2 separate regions of the Homo sapiens genome follow, and region 2 is linked to region 1. The links are chromatin contacts, found by Hi-C or POLR2A ChIA-PET in ENCODE. All regions are on one chromosome and are shown on one strand. Each heading gives the region's core, a stretch centred on a gene start or an enhancer-like site at or near the end of the contact. The rest is flanking DNA. Distances are from core to core; before and after follow the strand shown. Region 1 holds the start of TRMU (tRNA mitochondrial 2-thiouridylase). Region 2 overlaps GRAMD4 (GRAM domain containing 4).

What was found. Hi-C counts contacts between places; a loop is a spot of excess contacts on that map. ChIA-PET counts read pairs that join two places held with the same protein, here RNA polymerase II (POLR2A). Pooled maps may share reads with other maps.
Region 2: a loop to region 1 is called in a pooled map, with 5 times the contacts of the local background. The contact joins the enhancer-like site here to the promoter of TRMU in region 1. A Hi-C loop is called at or near these places in 5 of 50 pooled maps. POLR2A ChIA-PET finds 5 or more read pairs at or near these places in 2 of 52 experiments (PC-9 and activated CD4-positive, alpha-beta T cell).

What each region holds. Positions count from the first base shown.
Region 1 is chr22:46,333,429-46,337,455 of GRCh38, reverse strand. TRMU (tRNA mitochondrial 2-thiouridylase) reads right to left here and starts at 1,742. Exons shown (of 11, transcript NM_018006.5): 1 at 1,610-1,742. The coding sequence starts at 1,691. RefSeq lists a silencer at 1,295-1,344 and enhancers at 1,153-1,652, 1,485-1,704.
Region 2 is chr22:46,673,160-46,677,500 of GRCh38, reverse strand. It overlaps GRAMD4 (GRAM domain containing 4), which reads right to left. Exons shown (of 19, transcript NM_015124.5): 15 at 3,687-3,831; 16 at 2,751-2,844; 17 at 1,949-2,033; 18 at 833-901; 19 at 1-354. The coding sequence ends at 250. Among named protein-coding and RNA genes, the nearest start is that of GRAMD4, 55 kb to the right of the region's middle. RefSeq lists enhancers at 2,769-2,828, 2,869-3,018, 3,219-3,298. Within about 2 kb of position 2,965, at least 9 of the 41 ENCODE cell types and tissues checked have a DNase peak (open chromatin) inside an H3K27ac peak, as active enhancers do.

The DNA.
Region 1 (4,027 bases), core at 493-2,992:
CCATTCAGTTATCAAAAAAGGAAACTCTTTTCAAAAGTTATTTCTAGTTACTATCTAAGACTTAGATTCTAAGTGATCAGATATAAAGATAATTAAAATTTTCGATATTTTGTAAGAGCTGTACCACCTAGTTTATGACCTATTTTCTACCTTTTCGATTGTAACAAAATATTCACCCAAATATTGGAAAGGCCAACTTTAGCCCTACACCACCTTAGCAAACTACACAGGTGCAGACCCTGTATGAGAAAGCTGGTTCGTTTAGGTAGGCTGAATGTAATGAAAGACAGGGCAAATGACTGCTGAAGAAGGCTTCATATAGTACCCAAAACAACAGAAATTTGATGACAAAGCTTTGTCAAAACTACACCACCACACGCGAAAGACCACCCCTATCCCAGATCAACCAGACTAATGTCTACCTAACAGTCTAAAGCCCCTGGTATAGCATCTTCCATAATCAGGGCTAAACGTGCTCCAGGCTCCTCTCCTTCCATCTCCATCTGGCCAGAACCAGCCCACACTTGCAGGCCTCTGTGATTCTGCTTGCACTGCTGACTGTGCCGGGAGGGCCGCCTCCACCTCCAAGTCTCTGCTTAGTGACATCCTACTCTTCTTTCGACTCAGCTGAGCACCTCCATCTCTAGGATGCTTTCCTCCACTCTCCCTTCCTCACAACTATTTCTGCTTATGGTCCGCCTACCCTTCTCTTTGGCACTTACTGTACCTACCATAATAGCTATGGTTATTAACAATATAAACTAATAGCCACTACTGTTTTCTGCGTACCTCGTATGTGCTGAGCACGTACTCATCAGTATGTACTATGTCATCTAATCCCTCCAGTCACCCCGTGAGGCAGGTGTTAGCCGAATTTTACAGGGGACGGCTTAATTCACTTGCCCAAGGTCAGGAGCCAAAGATGGCGCAAAGCAGAGCTCCACAAACGTGACTCTGTGAATGAGGCCTCCCGCGGGGAGCCACACAGGTGAAGTTAAACAAGTGCTCATTTCAGCGCCGGGCCCGAGGAATGCTAAGCACCCGTGGGGCTCCGTTTAGATGCCGGAAGAAATGCAAATGCTCCTGGAGAAAACTTTGTCCTCCAGCGAGCGGAGAACACAGGAGACGCTGAACAAGCAGACCCGCCGCGCGGCAGTTGTCCAGTCTGCTGAGTGGGGAGGACAAGGACCTCCCACCGGGCGGCCACAGCGTGTGCAGAGGTCAGGCCCCCGGCCCGGCGATCCCAGCTCCCCTCACCAGTGTCCACGGTCTCACAGGTGAATGTGGACGCCGCAGATCCGTGAGAAACCCTTCCCTCCCCACCCCACCCCGGCCCGCCGGCTTCTCACTGTGGGTGGGCGCGCGTGGGTGGAGAGGGGCGCGGAACTGCTCCCAGGTAGTCGGAGCTGCAGTCGCGCACACCTCCGACTACACAGGTGGAGGGCGAGGAGCCTCCGAACCAAAGTCAGAGGACGGGGTATCCTCCTGCCGACCCGCGCGCAACCAGCGGCCCAGGGAGGGAGGAGACGTGCACAACGCCACGACGGACGGGGACAGGTTTCCGGGGACACATTCGCTCGGCGGGGGGCGGGAGCCTCGGACGCCTCACCTCTCCGCCTCAGCAGCAGCGCGGCCACGGCGCTGTCCACGCCGCCGGACAGGGCGCACACGACGTGCCGCAAGGCCTGCATCCGCCAGTCGCCCAACTTCGCCAGCTGCAGCTACCGCCGCTTCCGCGCCTTGCCGGAAGTCCCGCCCCGGCCGTAGGGTCCGCGCTAGTGGCCCGGCCGGAAGCTGCGGCAGCTTACCCGCGTTCCGTCCGGCCTTCCCCTGTCCCGCGGCGGGTTCCCCTGTCTCCGGCCTGCGCTCACCCCTGAGGCTCCACCGACCCGCGGGGCGCCGAGACTCTGTCGGGCCGCGAGGGGCTGGCTTTTTTTTTGAGCCGCCGCCTTGCCCTCCCCACCCGCGCCCCGGCCTCACTGCTCTTCTTCTGCGCTGTAAACCAAAAATAAAATTCTAAGCCCCCCAGCCAGCCATTGGAGGCCTCCTCTCGGCCAAGGGCGTCCTAGAGGGAACCTGAACCGCGAGTTCGGGCTCTGATGGGAAAGGCCGGGTGGGACCCGCCTCACTAGACCCTCCTCCTCCCTTTGGAATTCGGACCAGCATTAACGTCAAAACAGACTTAAGACTGTCTAGGCGGACTCTCCGTAGCAATAGGATACCGACATGACAGATGGCAGGCCCTGAAAGATATCGAAGTATTTTACAGTATTTTAATTTAATTTAATTTTTAATTAATTAAATTTTTTTGAGATGGAGTTTTGCTCTGTCGCAGGCTGGAGTGTAGTGGGCGCGACCTCGGCTCACTGCAACCTTCACCTCCAAGATTCAAGCGATTCTCCTGCCTCAGCCTCCCTAGTAGCTGCGATTACAGGCGCCCGCCACCAAGCCCAGCTAATTTTTGTATTTTTAGTAGAGACGGGGTTTCACCGTATTTGCCAGGCTGGTCTCTCACTCCTGACCTCAAGGGATCCGCCCACCTCAGCCTCCCAAAGTGGCGGGATTACAGGTGTGAGTCACTGCCCCCGGCCCAGAAAATCTTTGAATCCACCTATGACCTGGAAGCCCCACCCCACCTTCGAGTTGTCCCACCTTTCCGGAACCAATGTTACATCTTACATGTATTGATTTATGGCTTATGTCTCCCTAAAACGTACGAAACCAAAAGCTGTAGCACCACCAGTTTGAGCACGTGTTCTCAGGATCTCCTGGGACTATGACATGAATAAATATCTTCAAATCTTTTACAGTTTGACTCCAAGCATACTCAGCACTCAATCCTTAATGTCTGTGAGGTGTGTTGGACAGGGGTTTTGTGTTCTGTCCACTCCTACTCCATGCCCAGAAAAGCCCCTGGCCCAGGGCAGGTGCTTCATAACCTCGCTGAATAAAGGAAGGAGGAGAGAATGGAGGTCATCCCCCAGGGGTGATATTCAAGCTGAGTTCTTCTCTACGAGTTAGCATCTAGACAAGGTCTACCTAAAGCACAGGGAGACTCTGAACGAAAAAGATGTTCATTTGTGAATAGGGCATTGCAATGGGAATATGCATGCCACAATAAGCTATGTGGGTATTCAGGGAAGTAAAGGAAGACAAAGGTTTTTATTTTATTTATTTATTTTTTTGAGACAGTCTCACTTGGTCACTAGGCTGGAGTGCAGTGGCGTGATCTTAGCTCACTGCAACCTCCGCCTCCCGGGTTTAAGCGATTCTCCTGCCTCAGCCTCCGGAGTAGCTGGGATTACAGGCACATGCCACCACACCCAGCTAATTTTTGTATTTTTAGTAGAGACGGCATTTCACCATGTTGGCCAGGATGGTCTTGATCTCCTGACCTTGTGATCCGCCCGCCTCGGCCTCCCAAAGTGCTGGGATTACACGCGTGAGCCACAGTGCCCGGCCTAGGAAGACAAAGGTTTTTAAAGGGAAAATGAGGATCACATCATTGTTTTGAGATAATTCTTTGGCTACAAAGATCAATAACAAGGGTGACAGCACTCCAGGGTTGGACAAGCAGTTGCTGGGCAGATGTCCTTGCAACAGAAGTTTTTTGTTTTTTTTTTTTTTTTGAGGAAGGTTACGATAGCCTTTGTGTAAAGTTGTGGTTTTTGCAGTCTTTTGTGATAGTTGTTATTATTAGGCACATGTGCATGAGAACCCTCCCTTGTGGTATGAACCCAAAGTACCTGAGACAGGTTTCAATTTAGAAAGTTTATTTTGCCAAGGTTAAGGACATGCCAGTGACACAGCCTCAGGATGATGTCCTGAGGATATGTGCCCAAGGTGGTCGAGGCACAGCTTGCTTTGATACATATTAGGGAGACACAGGACATCAATTAATACGTGTAAGATGTACACTGGTTCTGTCTGGAAAGGCGCAACAACTGGGGGTGGTGGGCAGCTCGCAGGTCATAGGTAGATAAGAGATAAACTGTTGCATTCCTTTGGGTCTTTGATCAGCCTTTCA
Region 2 (4,341 bases), core at 1,716-4,215, 340 kb before region 1:
CCAGTCTGCGGGTGGCCCTCAGAGGCACCTGACGTGCCCTGTGGGAGAGGGGCACCCCCGTCCCTGTGAGCCCTGGCCCCTTCTTGGTCGATAAAACGCAGAGGTCAACACAATAGAACCACAGGTCCAGGAGAATTATTGCAAAAGCTCATGAGGATGTCCAATTGTTTCCACTACCAAATCGTAAAAAAAAAAAAAGAAAAAGAAAAAGAAAAAGAAAATTCCAGCAACGTCCTGGGCAAGTCAATACTAGCTGTCCCCGCCAGACGCTGCCGCTGAGGTGATCTTGATGTACTGGCTGAGAATGGTCTCGAAGGCCTCATCCCTGTGCACCATGGCACCAAACACGAGCGGCTGGCAGGGAAGAAATGCCACCAGTGAGCATGGCACAGCCAGGCTGGCGCCAGGACCAGGACCGAGACGAAGTCCAACACCAGCCCCAGGCCAGCACGCTAGTCACGTGGGTCTGGGTGCAAAAGACAGGTGTCTCCCCACCACCCGGAGCCAGGCTCCAGCCTTCAGGGGAACAGAGCCAAGAGGCAGAGGGGAGCCAGGCTTTAGCCCCGTGCCTCCCTCCTCCCAAGTCACTGAGTCAGGGGACCCCTGTGCCCAACATCCCTGTCTGTCCGGTGACTCGATGGCCCCAGCAAGATTTCCAACCCAACCTGGACGCAGCCCCAGGCTCTAGCTGCTGCGAGGGAGGGGGCGGCTTTGTGACCCTGCTGCCCAAACTAAAACTCTGGCTGTCTGCCCCACGCTGGTCCCAGGGTTGCTCAGAGTCAGGCCCCTGGGCCCACACCAACCCCTTGGCGGCCCCCCGCCCGGCACCTACTTTCTGGGTGGATGGCGTCGACACGGCAATCCCCATGCCTGAGCCTGGGAGGACAGACAGGACCTTGTACTGAAAGGCAAAGCGTGGCCGTCACCACAGGTCTCTCCTGGGGACAGGGAGGCACAGCCCTCCACAGGCCCAGGGCATCCTCCTCCACTGGGCACACAGGCAGCAGGGCCCACGGGCACCTGGGACTTCCAAACAACAGAAGGTAAGGGCCTGTGGACACCTCCTCACTTTGTGGCCGAGACACCAGACCTGTAAAGGGTCTGTCCCACCCCAGCCCAGACCGTCGGCCAGCTGGCCTGAGGAAGGTCAGAGACAAGCCGGCCTGAGGAGGCTGACGGTAGGCACTCAGCCCCAGAACTCGCTCTCAGGGCCTGGCACCAGGAGGGCCATCTGTCAGCACCGCCAATCCCAAGAGGCAGGCGGAAAGGACCCCAGCCCTGAACTCACCCCTTCTGGTCACCTGACTGCACGCTTTTTTCCAGAGCCGGGTGGGAGAGATGACCCACAACTGCCGTGGGGCCGGGAGTGCCCGCCGTGCCAATGCGGACATGCCCAGGACGCTCGGAGCTGGGAGGGAGCTGGGGGCCCTGACCACTCGGGCCAAGTGTGCCTGCCAGTGCCTCACTGAGCCTTCCCTGCCCCAGAAAACAAGGGACCACAGGCACTTGTGGCCACGCCCACCTGCTCATTCCATGCTACGGTAAAATGCTGAGAAAATGCCCAGAGCGGGCGCGACCATCTGAGCTCCCACCTGAAAACCTGCATCCGAGGCAGGGGCTCAGGGCCCCTGTGCTTTTCTTTATGGGGAGGGTCCCAGATACGAGGGGAACACAGCAGCCAGAGTGGGGCTTGGGTCCTGACCTCCTGGGCTCCAACCCAGCCCCTCCACTTTGAGACACACGGTCCAGGCAAGTGGACCCCAGGGCAGGGGCAGACCCACAGGGACATGGGGACTCAAGTCAAGGAAACGGACCATGGCCGGCCAGCGTGGCCGCGGCGCCCAGATGCTGACAGAGGCTGGCAGAAGTCTATAGGGAAAGCCTCGCCAGCCTCTGTCAGGTGACGAAGAAAACACGGGGGTTAGTGGGGGTGGGTAGGTGCACCAACCTTCTGGATGTCCGTGATGTCCACTAGCTTGATGACTTTGTTCCTCTTTGAGGACCCAGATTTGGAGCTTTCGAAGCACAAGTAACTGGAAGGGGAACGGACAGAGGCGTCGCCTGGCTCTTGAACCAGAGCACGCTCCCACCAGGTGGGGGTCTCCCGGGGCTGCCTCTCAGCCCCCAGTGGGATGGACAGTGGTGCTCCCTTCCCAGCAGACACAGAACCGGTGAAACACTCACGGCCACTGCTCTATATGAGACACTCACGGCCACTGCTCTGTGTGAAACACTCACAGCCACTGCTCTGAGACACTCACGGCCACTGCTCTGAGTGAGACACGGCCACTGCTCTGAGACACTCACGGCCACTGCTCTGAGTGAGACACTCACGGCCACTGCTCTGCATAAGACATTCACAGCCACTGCTCTGAGTGAGACACTCACGGCCACTGCTCTGCATGAGGCACTCAGGGCAACAAGGACTCAGGGCCTCAGCAATAGCAGGTCCCCACACGGTCCCCTCCTTGGGAGACTCTGCCCCTCGTCTCCATGAACTGCTTGGGCCCCAGAGAAGACAGCATCCCCGCCAGCCTGAGGGATGGCAGCAGTACAGCCCAGGCCACGTCCGGCTTGGAGACAACACCTTTTCCCTGGGAGCCCAGACAGCCGGCAAGAGCAGAGCATGGGAGAGGCCATGGCCACCACTCAGGAAAACCTGCACTGGGCCAGCCACGCCATCCCAGGGCCTAGGCAGCCTCCTGCGCCCCCTCCCCTGCAGCCACACAGGGCCCCACGGCTGCACTCACTTCTCCGTGACGTAGAGCACCCCGTTCCTGATGTAGTCCGTGGGCATCTTCCGGTCCCTGTTGATGAGGCAGCAGCGCCAGCCATTCTCGCACACTAATGGGAGAAGGCCCGCCTGTCACACTTTCCACTGGAAGTACCCAGCCTCTGACCTGACGCTGGGACCCAGGAGCCTGACTCTCAGATCCTGACATCCGCCCACCGCGCTCACGTCACACCCACAGTGAGAGGAAGGCGCGCCGGCAAGAGTGAGGTGGCCCCAGAGGGTGGAAAACAGATGTTTCCTCTTCAACAGGCACTGGCAGGGTTTTTAAAGTAAAAGCACCCAGGCAGAGCAGGGAGCAACAGAAGTCACAGTGTGGCCGGGACACCACCTCCAAGACCGGCAGGGTCAGGGCGCTGGGACACCACCTCCACCAAGACCGGCAGGGCCAGGGCTCAGCAGAGGACGAAGCTCCGTTCTCCGCAGCTGCCTCTGCAGCCGCTCATCACACACCTCGAGCTGCCCGGTTTAGTTTAACAGGCCCTCCCTTTGGGAAAGCTGACCTGTCCCCAGGATCCTGAGTCACCTGTCCCCTGGTGGCTCTTGTTTCTCCAGACACGATGGAACCAGGGGCAGACCCCCTGCCAGCGCCCTGCAGGCCCTGAGGCCTCGCCCTGGACTCTCTCCCCAGTGTGTTGCCTGCACGCCTGCTGTCAGGGGAGTGCTGCAGCGTGGGCGGCTCTCCCCACGGGCACGCCCTCCTCCCCTGTAGCCCGCAGAGTCCTCATGACCCCTGGCTCCTGCACTCCTCCTGGGGCAGTGGGATGTGAATGCCATCCTGAGGGCTCCTCTGGCCTGTCACAGGGCGACCCCGTCCTGCATCCACAGCGCCCCCCTCACGGGCCTTCAGTCTGTGTCGGCGCTCGGCCTGGCCTCAGACTCACGGCACACATACCCGCCAGCGGACGCTCGTTTTCTGTCAGATTGAAGATCTCGTGGAAATTGCCCTTCTTGGTGCTGTGGAAGCGACCGGCGTCCTCCTCTTTACCCAGGCCGGCCGGTGCGCTGGGTACGTAGCTCCGTGACGAGGTCGTCTGCAGCTGCCAACGGCAAACAGCGTCGAGGTCAGGCCCGCTGCCCACGCCTGCAGCACCCAGATGTGCTGGCCGCACACACACCTCCCCAAAAGCTGGGATCCAAATTTGGGAAGACGTTCCCGAGGTCCCTTCCGGCCCAGAGCGGCTCCTTCTTCCAGGCAGGGCCACCTCACCTCAGTGGGGAGAGCCCAGCAACCCTCCTGACTCATCTGAGCCACCCCGAAGGGAGCACCGAGGCCTGCTCATTCCCCGTGGTCCTGGCTGGGATGCTGTGCTGCACATCTGGAGGGCCTGTGACTGTGAATGAAATATGGCCCAGTGCCAGGCTGTGGCTCCAAGGGGGCCCTTCTCAAACTGCCTGGTCTCAGCGCCAGAGCCTCACTGTCAGGGATGGCAGGGGCCGGGCACCCCCATGGAGTGGTCACTCCCAGGCCTGCTGGCTCTCAGTCATCATGGCCAGTCCCCAGGTGTTGCCCTGGGCTTGGGAGGGGCTGGATGAGCCTCAGAAACCGC